2 separate regions of the Homo sapiens genome follow, and region 2 is linked to region 1. A link is an interaction called in ENCODE POLR2A ChIA-PET data of the cell type or tissue named here. Cell type or tissue: B cell. All regions are shown on one strand. Each heading gives the region's core, and the rest is flanking DNA. Links, peaks and the distances in the headings are about the cores only. Region 1 has its middle 39 kb from the start of SLC3A1. Region 2 holds the start of LOC124907759 (a long non-coding RNA gene).

Evidence for each region. ChIA-PET counts read pairs that join two places held together with the same protein. Peaks named below come from ENCODE experiments on the same cell type or tissue, not always from the same donor. Only the 100,000 strongest peaks of a DNase experiment are listed, where the experiment ranks them.
Region 2: POLR2A ChIA-PET joins it to region 1 with 12 read pairs; 3 of 35 experiments call an interaction of 5 or more read pairs at or near these places.

The regions. Positions count from the first base shown.
Region 1 is chr2:44,234,168-44,239,553 of GRCh38, forward strand. It overlaps a transcript of PPM1B not described here. Among named protein-coding and RNA genes, the nearest start is that of SLC3A1, 39 kb to the right of the region's middle. RefSeq lists enhancers at 1-248, 249-748. In B cell, for the core only: CTCF peaks have their summits at 384 (motif pointing right), 585 and 2,357; DNase peaks (open chromatin) are centred at 444, 2,030 and 3,234; H3K27ac peaks cover 1,130 bases.
Region 2 is chr2:44,400,115-44,405,500 of GRCh38, forward strand. All of the region lies in intron 3 of CAMKMT (calmodulin-lysine N-methyltransferase), which reads left to right. It overlaps LOC124905998 (a long non-coding RNA gene), which reads left to right. Exons shown (of 3, transcript XR_007086301.1): 2 at 659-771; 3 at 906-997. LOC124907759 (a long non-coding RNA gene) reads left to right here and starts at 1,019. Exons shown (of 2, transcript XR_007086304.1): 1 at 1,019-1,092. In B cell, for the core only: no CTCF peak of the experiment used is centred there; no DNase peak of the experiment used is centred there.

The DNA.
Region 1 (5,386 bases), core at 296-5,295:
CTGTACAGGACAATATTAACCCCTTCTGTACTCTAGAAATATTTATACTCCTTTTAAAAAAACCTGCCTTTGGCCGGGTGCATTGGCTCACACCTGTAATCCCAGCACTTTGGGAGGCCAAGGCGGGTGGATCACGAGGTCAAGAGATCGTGACCATCCTGGCCAACACGGTGAAACCCTGCCTCTACTAAAAATACAAAGATTAGCTGGGCATGGTGGTGCTTGCCTGTAATCCCAGCTGCTTGGGAGGCTGAGGCAGAAGAATTGCTTGAACCCAGGAGGCGGAGGTTGCAGTGAGCTAAGATCGCGCCACTGCACTCCAGCCTGGCGACAGAGCGAGACTCCGTCTCAAAAAAAAAAAAAAAGAAAAAAAAAAACTTTTCCGGCAGGGGGCAGGGTGGGGGTTACTGGTGCTTGAAACAGAAATAATGTATGAGTTAGTAAAAGAAAAACCCATATTCAGTGTTGACTCATCTGAATTTCCTAGCCTGGCTATTCTCAAGTATTTTGGTCTGAGGACCCACTTATACTCTTACAAATTGTATACTCCAGTGAACTTTTGCTTTTGTGGATACTATCGATATTTACTATATTAGAAATTAAAGCTGAGAAATTATACATACTGTTTTAATTTGTTAACAAAACAATTACATGTTAATATATAAACCATTTTATGAAAAATAATTGTCTTATAAGTTAGGATACAAAAATTCAGTGTAAAAAGGACCATTTTTCATTTTTGTGAGCCCTTTAATGTTGAACTGAATTCTTGTTTGTGCTTTTGCGTTCAGTCTGTTGAAGTGTGGTATGGCCCGATGGTTGAAGTTTATGAAGAAACCTGGCCTCACACAGATAGGTAGTTGGAAAACAGGAATATTTTAGTCACTTCAGATAACTGTGGATATCAAAACTTGACAACTGATAGTTTCTTGAAGATTGGTTGCAATGTGAAATCGGAAAGTTTATTAGAGGACTTTTCTTAGTTTGTTATGTTAAAATCCACTGGGTCTGTCTTGCATTTTGAATGGACCTTCTGGCTATGCATGATTTTGTCACATCATGAATTAGTCATTTGGAAAATACTGGTTCACTGAATTATGCAGTTCTTCTAAATATTGATCCGTTATTCTGCAATGATTAAAGTTTTTTGTTAAGGGTAGGCACAGTGATTCATGCCTGTAATCCCAGCACTTTGGGAGGCCGAGGCAGGCAGATCACCTGAGATCGGGAGTTTGAGACCAGCCTGACCAACATGGAGAAACCCTGTCTTTACTAAAAATACAAAATTAGCCAGGCATGGTGGCGCATGCCCGTAATCCCAGCTACTCGGGAGGCTGAGCCAGGATAATTGCTTGAACCCAGGTGACGGAGGTTGCAGTGAGCTGAGATCGTGCCATTGCACTCCAGCCTGGGCAACAAAAGCAAAATTCCATCTCAAAAAAAAAAAAAAAAAAAAAGACTGCTTAGCTGAATGTGGTAGCTTATGCCTGTAATAAAGCAGGAGGATTGCTTGAGGCCAGGAGTTCAAGACCCGCCTGGACAACATAGCAAGACCTGGTTTCTACACACAAAAAAATTCTAAGTACTCTAGCATGGTGTCACATGCCTATAGTCCCAGCTAGTTGGGAAACTGAGGCAGGAGGATTGCTTGAGTTCAGGAGTTCAAGGCTGCAGTGAGCTATGATCCAGCCACTGCACAGCAGCCTGGGCAACAGCGAGACTCCATCTCAAATTTTAAATATATGTCTCTTTTATATTAAAAAAAACTCAAATTTTAAAATAACATTGTGAAGGAATAAACAATCTAAGCAACAAATGCTTCCAAGCTGCTTCACCGTTAGTTTATTAACCTGAGTAGAATTTACCACCAAGAGTCATAATTTCTTAATGCTAAAAGTAGAAATCCACTGGGAGTTGCATTGTCATTGAAAAAAAATTATAATGAAGGCCAGGCGCAGTGGCTCACGCCTGTAATCCCAGCACTTTGGCAGGCCAAGGCGGGCAGATCACTTGAGGTCAACAGTTTGAGACCAGCCTGGCTAAAATGGTGAAACCTGTCTCTACTTAAAAAATAAAAATAAAAAAATTAACTTGGTGTGGTGCTGCGTGCCTGTAGTCCTAGCTACTCGGGAGTTTGAGGCAGGAGAATCGCTTGAACCTGGGAGGTGGAGATTGCAGTGAGCCGAGATCGCGCCACTGCACTACAGCCTGGGCGACAGAGGGAGACTCCGTCTCAAAAAAAAAAAAAAAAAAAAAAAAAGTTGTAATGAACTGGTCTTCCTATATGAAAATAATGGCGCTGTCTTGCTAGTTGTGATTCTTCTTTCTACCCAGGCTTTAAAATGGTTTTTAATAACAGGAGAAATAATATTAGTCGGGGAAAAATGTTTCTATAATCATATTAGCCGTATATTTGAGCCAGGAATTGACAGCCTCATTAGTTTACTTTTCAAACTGCCTGATATATTTTCTGAAACCTTGGAAAATACGCAAACCAGAGGAATATATGGTGCCCAAGTCTTTATCCAGCTTCAATACTTGAAATTAACTGGAACATGTCCATCAAATATCTTTTGCTGACCAAATATTATTCTTCCTTGTCTTGAATTTAAGGTTATATTTTTTAAATGACATCTCACACTGACATTTCCTCTTCCAAATTGCCTTCATTTGTGTTTTGAAGTTCATCTGGTTTAAGTATTAAGGGAAAACGTGATAAGATTTCTTGTGGAACACATTTTGTTTTGAGAAGCTAAATAGTATTTAGTGAAAAATAGCAAAGTGTGATGTTTTTCACATATTAGACAATTCCTAGTTGTGCAAAAAATCCATTATATATGTAAAATAGTCAAATGTTAACATAATTGTTAAGATGAATTCAAGCAATGATTTAATTTCAAAGCAATTCTGAAGTTACTTTTTAAATTCTGTACTAGAAAATGCACTGAAATGAAGTTACTTGCTTTTAGTTCATAATGGGCATTATAACAATTTGCACTGTCGTTTTTATGCTAAATTGCTTTTAAGTTTTTTTCTGTTCAACTTTGGGAGTTATTTTGTAAACCCTAAAGAAAATGCTAAACAAGTGTTTGTTTTTGCCTGTTGTTTTGATGATTCGTGTATGTTACATTATGGTCTAGAAGTAAATAGGTGTAGCTACTAATAGAGAATACATTGCTTTTCAGGCAGCATCACCGCCATTTCTCACTTCCTGCTGGCTTTTCTGGCTGTGGTATTTTCTCCCCCTTATTTCCTGTTTCAGTTTTATTTTACCTGCAAACACCACTTACTAGTACACTGTTTTGTGCTCAGATGTAACTGGCAGATATGCTCTTCTAATTCAGAGGTGAGGGGCACTTAGGAAGTCAGTATTTCTGCTATCTTGTAAGTATCCACAACTCCAGTGGGACACAAAAGAGCCATACCTTTTATGGAAAGGTAGAATGAAAGACTGGGCTTTACTTCTTTTAACTAGTAGACCTAGTCTATAATATTGGCAACAGTGATTTTTTTTAATGATTAAATCTGTGCAACAAATGTATTCTTTCCATATAACATTCACCTATAATGCATTTAAGATGAAGAGGACCAGTACCACCCAGGAGTTACCCTAATGGTGGGTCTGATACCTTCTTTCCCTCTCCTGAGTCGTTTACACTTACTTTTTTGGGCACTGATTATGAAGAGGTGGTTTTGCTTCATTCCTAAGTCTTGAAGTTATGAAATGCAATTTATTATTTATTATTATTTGAGATGGAGTTTCATGTTTGTTGCCCAGGCTGGAGTGCAATGGCACGATCTCGGCTCACTGCAACCTCCACCTCCCGGGTTCAAGCGATTCTTCTGCCTCAGCCTCATGAGTAGCTGGGATTACAGGTGTCCACCACCATGCCCAGCTAATTTTTTTGTATTTTTAGTAGAGATGGAGTTTCACCATGTTGGCCAGGCTAGTCTTGAACTCCTGACCTTGGGTGATCCGCCCGCCTTGGCCTCCTGAAGTGCTGGGATTCCAGGCGTGACCCACCGCACCCAGCCTGAAATGCAATTTATCTTAACAATTAATTCCACAGTGACATGATATAGAGTACCATGGGGTTTATTTTCATGAGATTTTGCCTATGAATAATAATTATATAGTATAAAGCTTATTTTAAATATTTAATATTTGCTATTAAAATTGTAATTAAGACTGCTTATAATTGGTATAGCACTTTGGTTCTACTGAAGTATACTCTTGAAAGTTACTGGGTTCTGCTGGGCACAGTGCCTCACGCCTGTAATCCCAGCAGTTTGGGAGGCCGAGGTGGGTGGATCACCTGAGGTCAGGAGTTAGAGACCGGCCTGGCCAACCTGGTGAAACCCCGTCTCTACTAAAAATAGAAAAATTAGCTGAGCCTGGTGGCGGGTGCCTATAGGCCTAGCTACTCAGGAGGCTGAGACAGGAAAATCTCTTGAACCTGGGAGGCGGAGGTTGCAGTGAGCCAAAATCGTGCCACTGCACTCCAGCCTGGGCGACAGAGCGAGAATCTGTCTCAAAAAAAGGAAAAAAAAAAACATTTTAGGGGGAGCTTGAGCTACATAAACATTCTTAAGTCTAGTTTACTTCGGACTGTAACTAATTTTAAAATGCGAAGTCTTCATGAAAGTTCTGTAGGCTCCTAAAGATCCTATACTCCAAGAGTTAATTAAATCCAATAACTTTAAAATGTATTTTAAATGGTTGTAATAATATATTTTACATGTACAATCAAAAGCCTTAATGTAAACTGAAATTATTTCACTAAAAATCCTAACTGAAAAAAGGAGGGGAGAGGAGGGAGAGGGAGAGAGAGAGGAGGAAAACAAACAAAACAGAAAATTGGCTGGACGTGGTGGCGTGTACCTGTAGTCCTAGCTACTTGGAGGCTGAAGCAGGAGGATCCCTTAAGCCCAGGAGTTCAAGTCTGCAGTGAGCTACAAATGGATCACTGCATGCCAGCCTGGGTAACAGAATGAGACCCTGTCTCTAATACAAAAAAAAAAAAAAAAAAAAAAATCCGGTTGGATAAGCATGAAATAGTATATAATTTGCATTTCTGATTACATGTGAGAAAAACATCTTTCCTATATATATTGGCCATTTGAGTTTCCTCTTTTCTGAATTGAATGCTCACACCACTTGTCCATTTTTCCATTGGGTTTGTCTTTTTCTAATTGATTTGTCTTTTTCTATATAGTCTAGATACCAATCCTTTGTTATGCGAGCTGCAAAACCTCTCAGACTGTTTTTCTTTTTTTCTTTGTTTATGCAGTCTTGCTATTTGTCATTTTTTTGCTGTATGTTTTTCTTGTTTAGGAAATCATCCTCATCCCAAGTTCATATAGTCTCTAATTTTTTTAATTTATA
Region 2 (5,386 bases), core at 274-5,273, 170 kb after region 1:
CATTCTACACAAGTGTATTTATATTTGATATGTTAATATGTTCTATATAATGGAGAGGTAAATCTAAGTTTCAATTTTAGAGGACATATACCACAAGCCCTATAAACTAATAGAAACTGAGTTCAGAACACATACATTTTTTATTTAGGTAATACAATAATTTTTAAAAAATTACAACCAGGATTTAAAAATCAGAAATATTCACATAAAAATGTCGATTTTTCAGTTTCTTTTAGAGAAAAAAAAAATGATCTAATGGCCCGAGTCTGAGCTCACATGGTAATTATTATATGGAATGAGCAGGGTCTTTATTTTGCCTTGGCACTCACCACTCTACCCATGGACATTCAGATTTGCAATCCCTGATGCATATTGTATATTTGGAAGCATTTAAGATGTTAAACTTTGTATATTTAGTTATCTACTTAAGATGAGCCAATTCTCATTAGTCATGTTGTTTATCAAAGCTATTTAAATGAAATACTTAAAAATTCTTTTGGTGATAAGCCTTTTTAAAAAAATTCAACAAGTTAATCATTAATCTTTGGGAAATATTTTTTCCCATACCATCCATGAATGGCAACAGCTATTAACAAATATTTATATTATTTTATTGAATAAAAAATAAGCTAACACTATTTTAAATATTTTTCAACAGCCAGTATCTTCGAGAAAGCGTATTTTTGAAACATACTTATTTGAGTTAAAATTGTGAAATGCATTTAAAAATTGAAATTGAAAGTAGAACTACTGGAGAAGTTTTAAATATTTGTGAGTACATGTATGTGTGTATGTGCATGTATACTTATGTGTGTGTATATATATATATATATATATATATATATATGTATGTACATAAAATACATAGTTAACTTGTTCTTCATTTGGTTCTTGTTTATTTATAGATTGGAACAGAAAGAGCAATCTCCACAAGTGTTTATTAAGTTCCTATTATGTGCTGTCCTGCATTTTCAATTCTCAAATGATTTATCAACTTTGAAGTACAAAGTAGTAAAACATTCTTTCTACACATGTTGAAGAAACTACTGCAAGTTAAATTTGGATAAATATCTCAGTATCTGATGCATCCAGGTACTTGGATGATTTCTGTGAACTATATCTGACTTCTCACCAGCAAACATGTTTTAAAAATAATACAAAGACGGGGCACAGTGGCTCACGCCTGTAATCTCAGCACTTTGGGAGGTGAGGCGGGTGGATCACCTGAGGTCAGGAGTTTGAGACCAGCCTGGCCAACATGGTGAAACTCCATCTCTACTAAAAACAGAAAAATTAGCCAGGCATGGTGGCGGACGCCTGTAGTCTTAGCTATTCAAGAGGCTGAGGCAGGTGAATCTATTGAACCCGGGAGGCGGAGGTTGCAGTGAGCTGAGATTGTGTCACTGCACTCCAGACTGGGTGACAGAGACTCTGTCTCAAAAAAAAAAATAAAATAAAATTTAAAATAGCTACATTGCTTCACCAATGAAGAATTTACCCTGCTAACAATTTTTAGAATTTTGGCAAAAAAATGGCTTGAATAACTACATTAAATATGAATTTAATGGCTTGAACATATTGTCTCAGGACATGATTTTATTTGTACATTTTTAAGGTTTAATATATTTTCAGTTAAAATTATCTATATGTAGATCAATTTCTTGCTTTCGGAGTCTTTTCTGAAGCCTTCTGATGTCTTCCAGTTTGACCTCTACACCAGCAACAAGCATCTTGACATCTTCCCTCACTATCATCTTGAGGATTCATTTCATTTCTTTTGTTTTGTATCTCGTTCTAAATTCCATGGCTTCCTTTTTGTTTGGTCTGTTGTTTTGGAGGATTATAAACTCCAGTAGCTTCCTGAGAAAGTAAGGGGAAGTAATTTTTTGAGAACTTGTGATACTTTGGTTGGATATAAAATGATAGAATTGGCCGGGCGCGGTGGCTCACGCCTATAGTCCCAGGACTTTGGGAGGCCAAGGCGGGTGGATCACCTGAGGTTGGGCGTTCGAGACCAGCCTGGCCAACATGGTGAAACCCCGTCTCTACTAAAGATACAAAAAAATTAGCCAGGCCTGGTGGCAGGTGCCTGTAATCATAGCTACTCGGGAGGCTGAGGCAGAAGAATTGCTTGAACCCGGGAGGCAGAGCTTGCAGTGAGCCAATATCGCACCATTGCACCCCAGCTTGGGTGACACAGCAAGACTCTGTCTAAAAAAAAAAAAAAAAAAAAAGATAGAATTTAAAACAATTTCCCCTTCAAAGTTTTACAGTAATGTGTCATAGCTTCTAGAGTTGCATTTGAGTAGTCCAATGCTATTCTAACTTATCATTTTTATGAAACTTGTTAATTCTCTGTTGATTGAATCTTCTGTTATTCCCATTATTCCAATATTTTATGATAAAATATCTTTGTGTGGCTGTATTTTCAAACATTGTGTTGGACATTTCTTGGGCACTTTTCAGTTTAGAAAGTCATATTTTTCAGTCTGGAAAATTTTTTTGAATTACTCTTTTAATGACTTTCTTCCATCTGTTTTCTCTGTTTCTTTCAGAAACTTCCATTTTTTGAATGTTGTGCATCCTGGACAGTTCTCTAATTATCTTTTCATCTTTTGTTTTGCTGTTTTTTTTTTTTTTTTTTTACTTTTTCTTTACTTTTAACCTTTCTGTTGAGTTTTTTATTTCTATTTTTACGCTTTTTAATGTCCAAAAGTTCTTTTTCTCTTTTCTTAGCTTTTTCCCCCATAGCATTCTTTTCATATTTCTTAATTGCCTTTCTTGCTTTTTTTGAAGATATTACTGAAAGTTTTTTTTTTTTTTCTGTCTTTATAGTCTTTGTTTCCTTTAAATCGCTTTTTCTGTTTCTTTTCTTTGGTCTCTGTCTGTTACAGTAGAGGCTTTCATTACATTTCTGATGATCCTTAAGAGTTGTGTACTACAAAACTGATTGGAAGGGACACTGATATTACAGTTTCCTCTGTGGGATGATCTGGTTGGGTTGATTCTTAGGGAACCCTGGCTGTCCATATGGTGTTTCCCTTGAGCTGGCCAGTTTATCAGAGAAAACACTTTTGAGTTTGCTGCTTTGGGCAGTATGTATACCTTAGCAGCTAGCATTTTGGAAGATGGATAAGAAGAGTCCTCAGTTACTCAACCCCCTGATTCAGTTACTCCACCCCCAATTAAAAAGTATTTTACCTTCCTTACCACCACCCTCCTTGAGCTGCACGAATGCCTTCCAGTCTGGAGAGACTAGACCCGAAGACATCTGACAGGATGGAGCAAGGGTAGTTGCACAAATCTTTGGAATAAGAGATGAGATTTCAAGATCTAATTGTTTTGTAAGTAGATTTTCAACAAATTCTTCTGTGTTTAGTCCATCCTTGTACTCTACTCGTAGACATGTAACTCCGGTTGCTTCTTAGCTTCTCACTACTGCTGATTTAAGATTCAGCTTTTTGTGCCTTTATGAACCTTCATTTTGTTTCTAAATGTACTTACTTTTATTTTAGGTGGGGTGTCAGGAAGAGAGGGAAGCTAATAGGTAGATTCACTCTAACATCTTTAGCTGCCATCTTTAACGCATACACACATATATGCACTCATATACATTAATTTCACATAAATGCTATAATCACTTAAAAATAAGGTAATAAAATTTTTAATACTTCATTTAATTAGACTACATATGGTTCTTGTCAAATCTACACTAGAACAGCATTTCCAGTTTACATGTATTGAGATAAATCACCAAGGCTTTGCATAAATTTTAGAAATTCTTTCTTCCCTAATTTCTGAATTCTTCAGCCTTCAAGATTCAACTCAGATGTCACCTATAAAGCTTTTCCTGACTCTCCTAAGCTATAGTTTATTGGTCCTTTCTATGTTTACCTATAGACTTTTTAATTTAATATACCATTAAAACATATCACATTGTGTTATAACTATGTCTAAATCACTTACTAGACTGTAAGCTTCCAGAAGGCAGGAGTGATGTTTTGTTTGTACAGTGCCTGGCATATAATGAATACCCAATATATGCTTTGTGGATTAGTGAACTTATTATTTAAAAAAGCAAACCACACTTTAAGTAAATAAATTAGGATATGATTATTTTAGAAAATATTCACTATACAAAATAATTTACAATGCATTTAAAATTTCATTACATGGCTTGTTTTCCCCTCCAGGAACATGTTCATATTAGTATCATTTTTGCATATGTGTGTACATATGTATGCATTTTCCATTGTTCTTCTTTAGTAGGGGTGTTACTCGTCTTTTAAAATACATACGTGTTATTTTGTTACATATTGGCGATATTTTCCCCTCCAGATATCTTTTGCTAGGAGAGCACTAAGTTGCTATTCATCTAGTTTTTTGATCAGTGCAATATATTTTAAGCAACTAGTTCAAAAATACATTCAAATAGCATGCCCTATTCCTCATGAATTGCTATTTCTTTGCTTAAATTTCCCACTCAGACCACCAGCAATCCCTTAAGTACTTTTCCTACCAGCTAATGCTAGCTTTTAAAAATCTACTTAATGTTTCTCTTTTCTTTCTCTTTGTTGCCTCTGTCACTTAATATACCTGTGTGCCTGTCTCGATATTGTTCCTTCTCAAGGTCTTTTTATGCTTTTAGGATGATCTTTCCTAGTTTCTTTTTCTACTGTCTTAGATGCTTTGATTCTGCTGTTTCTCCATTGCAGAGAGCTTAGTGGAAGGAGGAAGTGAATATTAAGAGTGTCTTTTTAAAAAAAGATGTTATGTATAATATTAAAGAGAATATAAATGCTGGTGGTTACTATATAACTAGTGCTCCAAAAAGGATTTTGATAAACTTTTAGAGTCTTTCATGGAGGCAAAAATACGAAAATGCGTTGTGTTTAAATTTCTTAGACAAGGGGAAAAGGGAGCATTGAAATTGGGCAATTGTAAAAAATGAATGATAGATACATGGGAGTTCATTATTTTCTATCTCTATGTTTTTGTGTATATTAAAATCTATCTAAATACAAGGTTTAAAAGAGGTTAAGTATCATTTTTCATTTCTTTTGACCCAATAATCCCACTTTTGGGTGTCAGTCCTCTAGCTCATAAAGACAGATGAGCAAGGATGTTAAATATAGCACTATTTGGACTGGAAAGGAACATAACTTGAAAACAGTCTGACAGCTGTACTTCCATTACTAATGGAATTGTTGGATAAATTATAGTGTGTCCATACAATATTATATAGCAATCAAAAAGAATGGATTGAGTTATATGCTATATTCTGGAGGGATGTCCAAGATGTATTTTTAGGTGTTGAGTAATGCATAAAATGTAATTTCATTTTAATAAAAAGAAGCTATGAATATTGCAAAAAGCTGTGAAGGCA